Regions from separate parts of the Homo sapiens genome. Here regions 2 and 3 are each linked to region 1. Evidence: chromatin contacts called from ENCODE Hi-C or POLR2A ChIA-PET data. All regions are on one chromosome and are shown on one strand. The core of a region is the stretch at or near the end of the contact, and the rest is flanking DNA. Distances in the headings are between cores, read along the strand shown.

Region 1 (3,094 bases), core at 410-2,909:
GCAATGCAACGAGAAGGTATGTTGAGGCTGGGTGCATTGGCTCACGCCTATAATGCCAGCCCTTTGGGAGACCGAGGCGGGTGGATCACCTGAGGCAGGAGTTCGAGACCAGCCTGGACAACATGGTGAAACCCCGTCTCTACTAAAAATACAAAAATTAGCCGGGTGTGGTGGCGCACACCTGTAATCCCAGCTACTCGGGAGATGAGGCAGGAGAATCACTTGAACCCAGGAGGCGGAGCTTGCAGTGAGCCAAGATGGCGTCACTGCACTCCAGCCTGGGCAACAAGAGCCAGACTCCGTCTCAAAAAAAAAAAGAAGGTATGTTGAGTTTTTCAGTTTAGCAGAATAAATTTTTTTTTTTTTTGAGACAGGGTCTCGCTGTGTCACCCAGGCTGGAGCCACGGGATATATTTATATATTTAAAATATATTTATAATATTTATATAGTATGTAATACAAAAATACTATATATATTCCATATAAATATTACATATAGTACATAGATAAAATGTATCTACCGCTTGCCTAGCTCTGTGAGGTACACTTCTTGGCCCTTCCCCACAGCTCCGACATATTCTCCCAAGCCTTCAAGGTCCTTCAATATTGTTATTAGAGGCTGGGCACGGTGGCTCACGCCTGTAATCCCAGCACTTTGGGAGGCCGAGGCAGGTGGATCACGAGGTCAGAAAATCCAGACCACCCTAGTCAACACGGTAAAACCCCGTCTCTACTAATACACACACACAAAAAATTTGTCGGGCGTGGTGGCACGCGCCTGTAGTCCCAGCTACTTGGGAGGCTGAGGCAGAATAGCTTGAACCTGGGAGGCAGAGGTTGCGGTCAGCCGAGATTGCGCCACTGCACTCCAGCCTTGGCTACAGAACAAGATTCGGTCGAAATATATACATGTATATTGTTATTAGAGGGCTATGTGGAAGTAGCTATTAAACACGAGGGCTTTGAAGCTAGAATTCCAAACCCTTCTGCAAAGGTGTGCTCTCAGTTAACATCCTTTATCTGTAAGAGGGAAATCAAAATTATTTGATAATGTCTTGAGGAGTAAATGAAGCAATGCATATAAACTGTTTAGCCCAGACCGGTCTGAAAATACATATTGAATAATTTATTCTTATTTTGCCCATTATATAATATGCCAAAGTAAGTGATTACGGTGTGTTTTCCCCGACTATGTTGCCTAGGCTGGCCTCGAACTACTTGGACGAAGCGATCCTCAGCCTCCTGAGTAACTGGGACCACAGGCCGGCGCCACCCTAGCTTTAATTAAGGCCGTTTTGTTGTTGTTATTCCCCTGCTCCACACAAGGGGCGCTGCCGCTCCAAGGCTGCCAGGGCGGGAGTCAGGATGGCGGAAGTCTGTCTAGCCACGACCACCGCCATCATGGAATACAGGCCCACCTCACCCCGCGGGTGTAGCCGCTTCGTACTGTCGCTTAGGCCGACCCGCTCGCAGCGACAACCAGCCCTCTACCTCTTTTCGCTCTCCCTTAAGTAATAAACCGTCTTTCCTTATGACGAGTCTTAAACTCTTTGGGAGGAATAATGCCGGCGTCTTCCGGAACCCGACCTCGCCCCGTGACCTCAGAGGTATACTTCCGGGACACGGAAGTGACCCCCGTCGCTCCGCCCCCTCCCACTCTCTCTTTCCGGTGTGGAGTCTGGAGACGACGTGCAGGTAGGAGGCCCGGGCGCGACAATCGGGGGGCATCCTGCGGCGAGGGGACCCTGTGGGGCTTGGGACGAGAGACGGGGGTCTTTCCGTGGGAACCGAGCTAGGTGCCGGGCAAGAGACGCGCGGCTGGCCCACCTGGATCCTGGCCAACTCGGGATTGAGTTCGTTCCTGGTCTCAGAAGGCCCGTTTTGCTTTCAGGGAGGAGCTTGTGAAGTAAGGGTGAGTGCGGGTCCAGCCTTTTAAGGCCTCGGCCCCGCAATACGGCCACGGCCACGGCCGCGTTTGAGCTGCACAGCGTAGTTGAGGGAACCCGGGACAGACGTGGGCTCCCGCCTCTACCTCGCCAAACTTTTTTCTTGGTGATCGCAGGCCCACGCCTAATCTCGTTTGTTTCCTCGTTTGCAAAATAGGAATAACAATAGCACCGATCCCATGGGTTTGTAGTGATCATTCAAAGAAGGAAAGCAGGGAAAACTCTCGCACTATGTTGGATGCTTCTAAATCTGGGCGATTCTTTCCGTTGCTGAGTCGGGCACGTTGCAAGTTCTGGGCGCTCAGGGCCCAGCACCAATGTTTGCTGTGCGCTTGCCCTGCGTTTATATACTCCTGATGACCACTCTGCTCGTTACTTTAGGGGATGTTAGGAACGGAGAAACTGCAAATTGGCATTTACTGAATGGCCATCATGCCGAAACATACTCATGCTTACGTATTTGAGATATGCTGGAGCCTTTCTATGCTTCTCGAGGCAGAACTTTGGGCTTCTCTCCTGTGGCGCGTTCCTTACAATAGTTAACGCACTGGGTCGTGCTCATTGGTCTGATTTGAAGATAGGAACATTTAACTTCGTACACCCAAGACTTACACTTGAAGTACTTACTGTGGTCACACACTTAACTAAAGTTTATATAGGGAAGGCAGAGGAGAGATCTAGGAACACCTGAGACAGACTAGGGTAGTTATTTGTGGTGTAGAGGCATCTTGGCAGGAGGCAGAGAGTGCTGGGCTGGGAGTCAGGACACGTTGTTTCTATGTTTGGTTTTGCCACTGTCTTTACTGTGACCATAGGCTGAGACACTCTCTATCTTCACCATCTGCAGGATATCGATTAGTGTTAGTGTCTTCTGAAAATGTTAAATTGTTCTGAACACCAGGAGGTTCAGAAGGCCTGGGGCTTTAGGCCGGAAGCAGTCTTATCCTAGCCTTCCACTTTCTCATTCATTCTCACCCGCCTTCCTCCTGTCAGTTTCTCTCTCCCTTAGATCTTGTGACAGTATGATTGCAATTATTATGAAGGTCATAATAGGTTAGAGTTATTTAGTCTCAGGACCCATCAGATTTCTGAGATGGGTCTTTTCCATTAGCCTGCCTTTTGGATATATTTTAGTGCCTTTGATATTT
Region 2 (3,094 bases), core at 351-2,850, 320 kb after region 1:
ATTTATTGAGCAACTACCATATGCCTGTCTCTTCAAGGTTCTTGAACTTCCCTCCCTGCCTTTGTGCAGCTTGCATCCAAGTAGGGGAAGACAAACACTAACAGTAGGGAGGAAAACCCCAGCAAATTACATAGGTTAGAAGGTAACTAACACTGCGGGAGAGGAAAAACAGGGGCCGGGTAGGGAAGGTTGAGAGTGCTGGGCACAGAGTGATGGTGTGAGTTGCATTTTTGATACAGTGATCAGGGCTGAGGAAGTGACATTTGCATGAAGACCTGAAGAAGGTGAGGACATTAGCTTAGTGGATATTTGGGGAAAGGGTACCTCGGGCAGTGCAAAGGCCAGAGCAATCACTGAAAGGCTTGTGTGGTTGGAACAGGGCTGTTGGGGAGAGTGGTGGGAGATGAAGTCAGAACGGGGATAGGGCAGTGGGGGCTGGGAGAAGGGCAAATCGCATAGGTCTTTGTGGGCCTGGTGCAGACTTTGGCTTTTACTATGACCGAAATGAAGAGCCATGGCAGGGTTTTGAGCAGAGAAATGACATGATAATGACTTAATGTTTTGTTAATTGACTTTCTAAAAACAAATTTATTTTGAAAGACAAAATGTAACCTCTCTATTGTAGGTGGAAAATCGGCATCACATGTCATAAATATAAAGCAACCACTAAAATAAACTCAGAGAAGACCAAACAATGCTATTAAATGCTGGCTTCATGAGCTTGGTGGCCCAGGGTTCTGAGCTTGAGGCCTAGCCTCCCTTTGTTAAAAGGGAAGATTAGCAAGTCTCAGAGAGGTGTTAAAGACAGACTAGCACCCTGCTGAGGCGTTCCCTTTGAAGTACCCAGAAGGGAACCCATCGGTTTTCACACTGATTCCTGGTATTTAATGTTCACCTGCAGTCTACAGCCCTCCTCCCCCAAGAGAGTCTCTGGGCCAGGTCCTCCCCTGAGGACCTGTCCTGTTAACTGTCCTGACCCTCCCGCCTCCTAACTCAGTGCTCTCTCCATGCAGTCCCTGTCCGAGTGCTGGAGCTAAGTGAGAGCCACCCTGACAGTGGGGAACAGACAGTCCGCTGTCGTGGCCGGGGCATGCCCCAGCCGAACATCATCTGGTCTGCCTGCAGAGACCTCAAAAGGTGAGCAGACCTGGGCCTCAGTCTCCCAGTGTCCCCAGCTGGCTAGAAAAAGCTCGTGAAGGTTATCTAGTCCCGCCCGTTCTTCTTGGCATATTGTTCCGGGCATAGAGTTGCATCCTAGGAGGCCAGGTCACCACCTCCTTGGTCCTACTCTGTATGACCTAAATGGTCCCTTTTCCTTACCTTTACCCCTGGGCAGTTTGGCCTAGCAAAGTGCAGGGTCTGAGCCCCAGAGACCTCACCCGCCCTGTAGATCAGTTCTGCACTCCTGGCCAGGTCGATTCTAATGCAGTGGACAGAGGCAGGATTCAGTGCAGGTTCTGCCTCTACCCCATACGCCGTGTGACCCCGTGGGTCAAATAAGAATGGATTTTGCAATCCACGTTGTCAGTTCTGGGATGGGAGCACCCCCTGCTGACCAGTAGAGGGAGCACAGGAGGAGCCCGCTCGGAAACAGGCAGTGGGACATAGGAACTGGACACGTCCTGCCTCCTTCCACCAGTTTCTCCTCAGTTTCCCTGTCTGCAAGGGGAAGGGGCTGGCAGCCAACCCTACCGGCTCTCCTGGCAGGTGTCCACGTGAGCTGCCGCCCACGCTGCTGGGGAACAGTTCCGAAGAGGAGAGCCAGCTGGAGACTAACGTGACGTACTGGGAGGAGGAGCAGGAGTTTGAGGTGGTGAGCACACTGCGTCTGCAGCACGTGGATCGGCCACTGTCGGTGCGCTGCACGCTGCGCAACGCTGTGGGCCAGGACACGCAGGAGGTCATCGTGGTGCCACACTGTGAGTCCCCAGCCTCAGTGGCCCCTGACGATCCCAATCCCTACCTTAATCCTGCCTAATTGGTAATGTGCCCATGTACCCACAGCAGGCCAAAGGAGTTAGCATGCCCAGGGGCAAACAGGAGCATTGTGAAACCCTGTTGTGTACATGCATAGGAACACATTCTGGCAAACACAATATGGGTACACACGTGTACAAACACAAGTCTGTAAGCCATGGATATGAATATCCTTCAGTGTGGTGTACATATACTATATGTATGTCGTAAGCCATGTACATGAGCATGCCTGTTCCTTGAACATAGGTGCAAATCCTCTGTGTGTAGATATGTAAATCGTCTACTGAAGAATGCCCAATCTCCAGTCACTCCTGTAAAGCTAGAGTGTATGTGTATAAGCATACACCTGTGCACTATGCCTGTCCATGTATGTAAACCCACCACGTGTTTGTAAGCCATGTACATGAGCATGCCTAATTCCCAGACATCTGTTTAAACCCCACAGTGTATGTCTGTATGCATGTACCGGTGGGTACACAATTCCTGTACATGTGTACAAGCAATGCATGTACAATTCCTTTGCATGCATGCAAACTGGCATAGTGCATGTCTGTAAGCATATAATTGGAGCACACCTTTCTAGAAAAGTGTACAAGCATAATTCCCGTACACATGTGCCTGCTGTACAATGTACATCTGTTAGCAGGTACACATACACGTGTAATTTCTGTGCGTATGAACAATGCCTACCAGTGTCTTGATGCTTTTGTGTATCTAGCTGCCCGTCCTTATGCATACATGCACCTGTATGAGTGTGCTTCATTTATTCACCTTTCTTCTTCATTCGATAAATATGAGGACCCAACTTCTCATTGAAGTATAAAGGTCAAAGGGCTCAGCCCTGCCTGGACCTCCTAGTACCCATAGTCCAGAGAGAGAAGGCAGACAAGGAACTTGGCAATTCCCTCCGGGATCACCACATTAGGGGCAAAGCCTGGAGGGAGAAGGGGTCCCATGCCCAGCTATGGGATTCAGGAAAGTATTCTAGAAAAGGAACCTTTAGGTGAAAACCTGAAAAATGACTAGAAGTTAGCCTGGTAAGGAATGGTGTCCCACTCAGAGGGAATGGCCTGTGTAAAAGCCCAGAGGCAAAATGAGTTCCTAGAAATGAAAAGAG
Region 3 (3,094 bases), core at 595-3,094, 290 kb after region 1:
AGTCATCTGCCTGAAGTCACACAGAAGTCAATATCCTAGCTGGAAGGTTTTTTTTATCTTTCTTTTTTTTTTTTTTTGAGACAGAGTTTTGCTATTGTTGCCCAGGCTGGAGTGCAGTGGAGCAATCTCGGCTCACTGCAGCCTCCGCTTCCCGGGTTCAAGCGATTGTCCTGCCTCAGCCTCCTGAGTAGGTGGGATTACAGGTGCCCGCCACCACGCCCGGCTAATTTTGTATTTTTAGTAGAGATGGGGTTTCTCCATGTTGGTCAGGCTGGTCTCGAACTCCTGACCTCAGGTGATCCACCCGCCTTGGCCTCCCAAAGTGCTGGGATTACAGGCGTGAGCCACCGTGCCGGGCCAAAGTTTCTCTTTCTTCTACATCTGGCCCCCGCTGCCAGGATAGCGAGCTGTGTGTGCCTCCCTGCCCCCTAGTTTGTTAGTTGGGATTTTGCTTAAACAAATAGCTGGTTCCTCTTCCTCCTCTGATTTCTTCATGCAAAAAAGCCTCTGCTCTCCCTTTGCCCTCAACCCTAGGTGGACCCCCTGTAGAAGTCCTGAGCCAGCCCCGATGTGGCATCCCCAGTTTCCCCCCAACCAGGACACTGTAACCTTGTTTAAATGACCCAGGCTGGGAGTCTGAAATTGCAGGTCTTCCCACCTTGGCTTCTGACTCGCCTTGTGACCCTGAGCCCCTGGGCCTCAGTCTCCCCCTGTGCTCTCTGGGACTGGGATAGCAGTCCAGCATGGCTCTGTGCGTGGAGAAGGCCCTGTCTACCCTGTCCTGTGGGCAGCCTCTTCCTCTCTGATATCGCCTGCCCCTAGGAGTGGCTGTTTATTGGACCCCTCCTTCCTCTGGCTCCTGGGTAGGCCCCTCTTCCCCCTGGAAGCCCTCCCTCCAGGCTGCTCTCACACACCCAGCCAGGGCCTCCTGGGGTGGGGCACAGAGCTGATGGCCTCATAAAGATCTTAGTGATAACTTGGTTTTTCAATCAGGTTTATGGCCCTAGAAGAGAAAAGTTTCTGGGCTCAGCTTTCTGTTGCAAATAGTTTGCCTAAGAGAAGCTGGTGGGCACCAGGGCCAGTGTTAGGCCCACTGCACTGCACTGCCAGCCTCTTGAAGCTCTCTCTGGACTGTAGTCCAAGGGCTTTGGATGGGGGGCCCATCCCAGCCAAGCCTTAGTCTCGCTCTGTGACCTTGGACACATTAACTCCCCTCTCTGAGTCCCTGCTTCCACCTCAGAATCGGGGATCTTAATTCCTGCCCTGCCCACCTCCAGGTAGGGACAGATGCGGGGGACTCCTGTGAGGCATCTTTGCCTTCCAGAGGCCTCTCTCCTCCCAACACCTTTCTTCTCCTCCTACCCCTCCAGGGGCTGGGGCCGCCACCTGCTGGCACTCCTGGGTACTGCTGGAGGACTCGCCGTACTGTTGCCTTGTCTCAGTAATGCCCGGATGCCACTGATTATCCTAGGGAAACAGAGGGGTAGGGAAGGGTGGCAGTCCCCAGGACACAGACACTTAGGTAGTAGAGGGGATGCTAGAACCAGAGGCCCAGGGCATAGATGTCCTTATCAGAGAAGCACTGTGTCTGACCCACCGTGCTGAGGAGGGTACAGAGGCCAGGGAAGGAAAAAGGCCATACTGTGAGTCAAGTGGCCAGGCACAGGCTGGGACACAGAAGCCCAAACTCCCTGTTGAGATGCATTCCTGCAGCCTCTCAGGTGGATAAAGAGTTGGGGGCAGCACGGAGTACGGGTGTGTGTGTGTGCAGTGTTCAGTCCATGATCGGCCACTGCAGCCTCCACACTCGTCCCATGCCTCCCTCCTGCCCCCTTTCGTCCATCCTCCACAGTGCACTTGGGTGACCTGGTCTCATCAGTCCCCTGTTTAAAATCCTGCAGTGGCCCCTACTGACCCTCAGGATAAAAGTCAGACTCCCTCGAGCCCACAAAGCCCTGATGCCTGGCCACTGACCACCTCTCCAATCTTCCATCCCACTGCCGGCTCTCTGCCTCAACCATTCTTTTCTCTTTGTTCGAACCCATCAAGATCTCTCTGGCCTCCAAGCTTTTGCAGATGCTTTTCCCCCTGCCTCGAACACTGTTCCTACTCCTGAATGTGTGTGGCCTCACAGGCCTGCTTCCTCCCCACAGAAGCCCTATTGTACCTGAACAAGAACTCCCATCCACCCAGCTCATTATTCTCTTTGTCTCTTTCATCACACTCATCACAATTTGATATTATTAATTTGTGGTTTCCTCGGTGTTTGCTTGTGAACTCTGTGAGGACAGGAGGACAGGGCACATAGTAGGTCCTCAATTAACTTCTATCGCATGGATGGATGGTTGGAGGAACAGTTATCTTAGTGATAACTGGGTGTTAGATGGAGAGGCCCCACCCTAGGCCTGCTGTGTGCCCTCAAAAAAGTTCTGGTGCTCTCCAGACCTTAGGAGCCAGTGTATTCAGTGAGGGTGAGGGCCCTGCTCTTCTGGGGATCTATGAGCCATCTGCGTGTACCAGATGGACACACTCAAGTTGCCCACGGTCCTGGGGCTGAGAGGGAGGCCAGCAAGGGGGCAAGGAGAGGCTGAATGGGCAGTGTCTTGAAGCCTTTATCTCCTGGGACCCTGGCAGACCTCGGTGGCTACAGTCTGGCTCAGTAAGACAGTCCTAAGAATCTAGGGAGGGAATGTGGCCCAAGGCCCCTGCTGGTCTTTTGCCCACTCAGAAAGCCACTACACTGAGTGTCCAGGAGGTAGGGGGACAGTTCCCACTCTGTGCCTCTCTGGCTCCCCAGCCACAGGCACAAGGATCTACGTGCTCTGCTCAGGGCATGCATGGGTGGAAGGACACTGAGCTGGGGATCAGGAGTCCTGTATTCTAGCTTCCCTCAGCCCCACCGTGAACCTCAGACAAGTCCCCTCCACTCTCTGGGCCTCAGTGTCCATGCCAGCAGAAGGGACATATCTTAGGGTCCTGACGTCTAAGATGACTGTGTGAGCGCCTGGGGTATGTGTGCTGCTTCCTCATCACCCCCCACCCCCACCCCACAACTCTGCCTGGGGAGCCTGGGAGTGGGGGCAGAGCCAGGAGC

Evidence for each region. Hi-C counts contacts between places; a loop is a spot of excess contacts on that map. ChIA-PET counts read pairs that join two places held with the same protein, here RNA polymerase II (POLR2A). Pooled maps may share reads with other maps.
Region 2: a map of ovary shows a loop between it and region 1 (2.5-fold over the local background). The contact joins the enhancer-like site here to the promoter of RPS14 in region 1. A Hi-C loop is called at or near these places in 37 of 168 maps with a recorded cell type or tissue (A673, CD4-positive, alpha-beta T cell, CD8-positive, alpha-beta T cell and 25 more), 20 of 37 single-sample maps with no recorded cell type and 40 of 50 pooled maps. POLR2A ChIA-PET finds 5 or more read pairs at or near these places in 1 of 52 experiments (GM12878).
Region 3: a map of dorsolateral prefrontal cortex shows a loop between it and region 1 (2.2-fold over the local background). The contact joins the enhancer-like site here to the promoter of RPS14 in region 1. A Hi-C loop is called at or near these places in 1 of 168 maps with a recorded cell type or tissue (dorsolateral prefrontal cortex), 1 of 37 single-sample maps with no recorded cell type and 3 of 50 pooled maps. POLR2A ChIA-PET finds 5 or more read pairs at or near these places in 3 of 52 experiments (A673, Caco-2 and activated naive CD8-positive, alpha-beta T cell).

The regions. Positions count from the first base shown.
Region 1 is chr5:150,448,304-150,451,397 of GRCh38, reverse strand. It overlaps RPS14 (ribosomal protein S14), which reads left to right and starts at 1,659. Exons shown (of 5, transcript NM_005617.4): 1 at 1,659-1,695. RefSeq lists enhancers at 1,271-1,590, 1,204-2,142.
Region 2 is chr5:150,128,582-150,131,675 of GRCh38, reverse strand. It overlaps PDGFRB (platelet derived growth factor receptor beta), which reads left to right. Exons shown (of 23, transcript NM_002609.4): 9 at 1,014-1,137; 10 at 1,708-1,919. Among named protein-coding and RNA genes, the nearest start is that of PDGFRB, 26 kb to the left of the region's middle. RefSeq lists an enhancer at 1,138-1,748. Within about 2 kb of position 1,600, at least 9 of the 41 ENCODE cell types and tissues checked have a DNase peak (open chromatin) inside an H3K27ac peak, as active enhancers do; they include heart right ventricle, where a contact is called at or near this core.
Region 3 is chr5:150,160,090-150,163,183 of GRCh38, reverse strand. No RefSeq gene overlaps it. Among named protein-coding and RNA genes, the nearest start is that of CDX1, 5.1 kb to the left of the region's middle. RefSeq lists enhancers at 1,349-2,258, 3,045-3,094. Within about 2 kb of position 1,844, at least 18 of the 41 ENCODE cell types and tissues checked have a DNase peak (open chromatin) inside an H3K27ac peak, as active enhancers do; they include dorsolateral prefrontal cortex, where a contact is called at or near this core.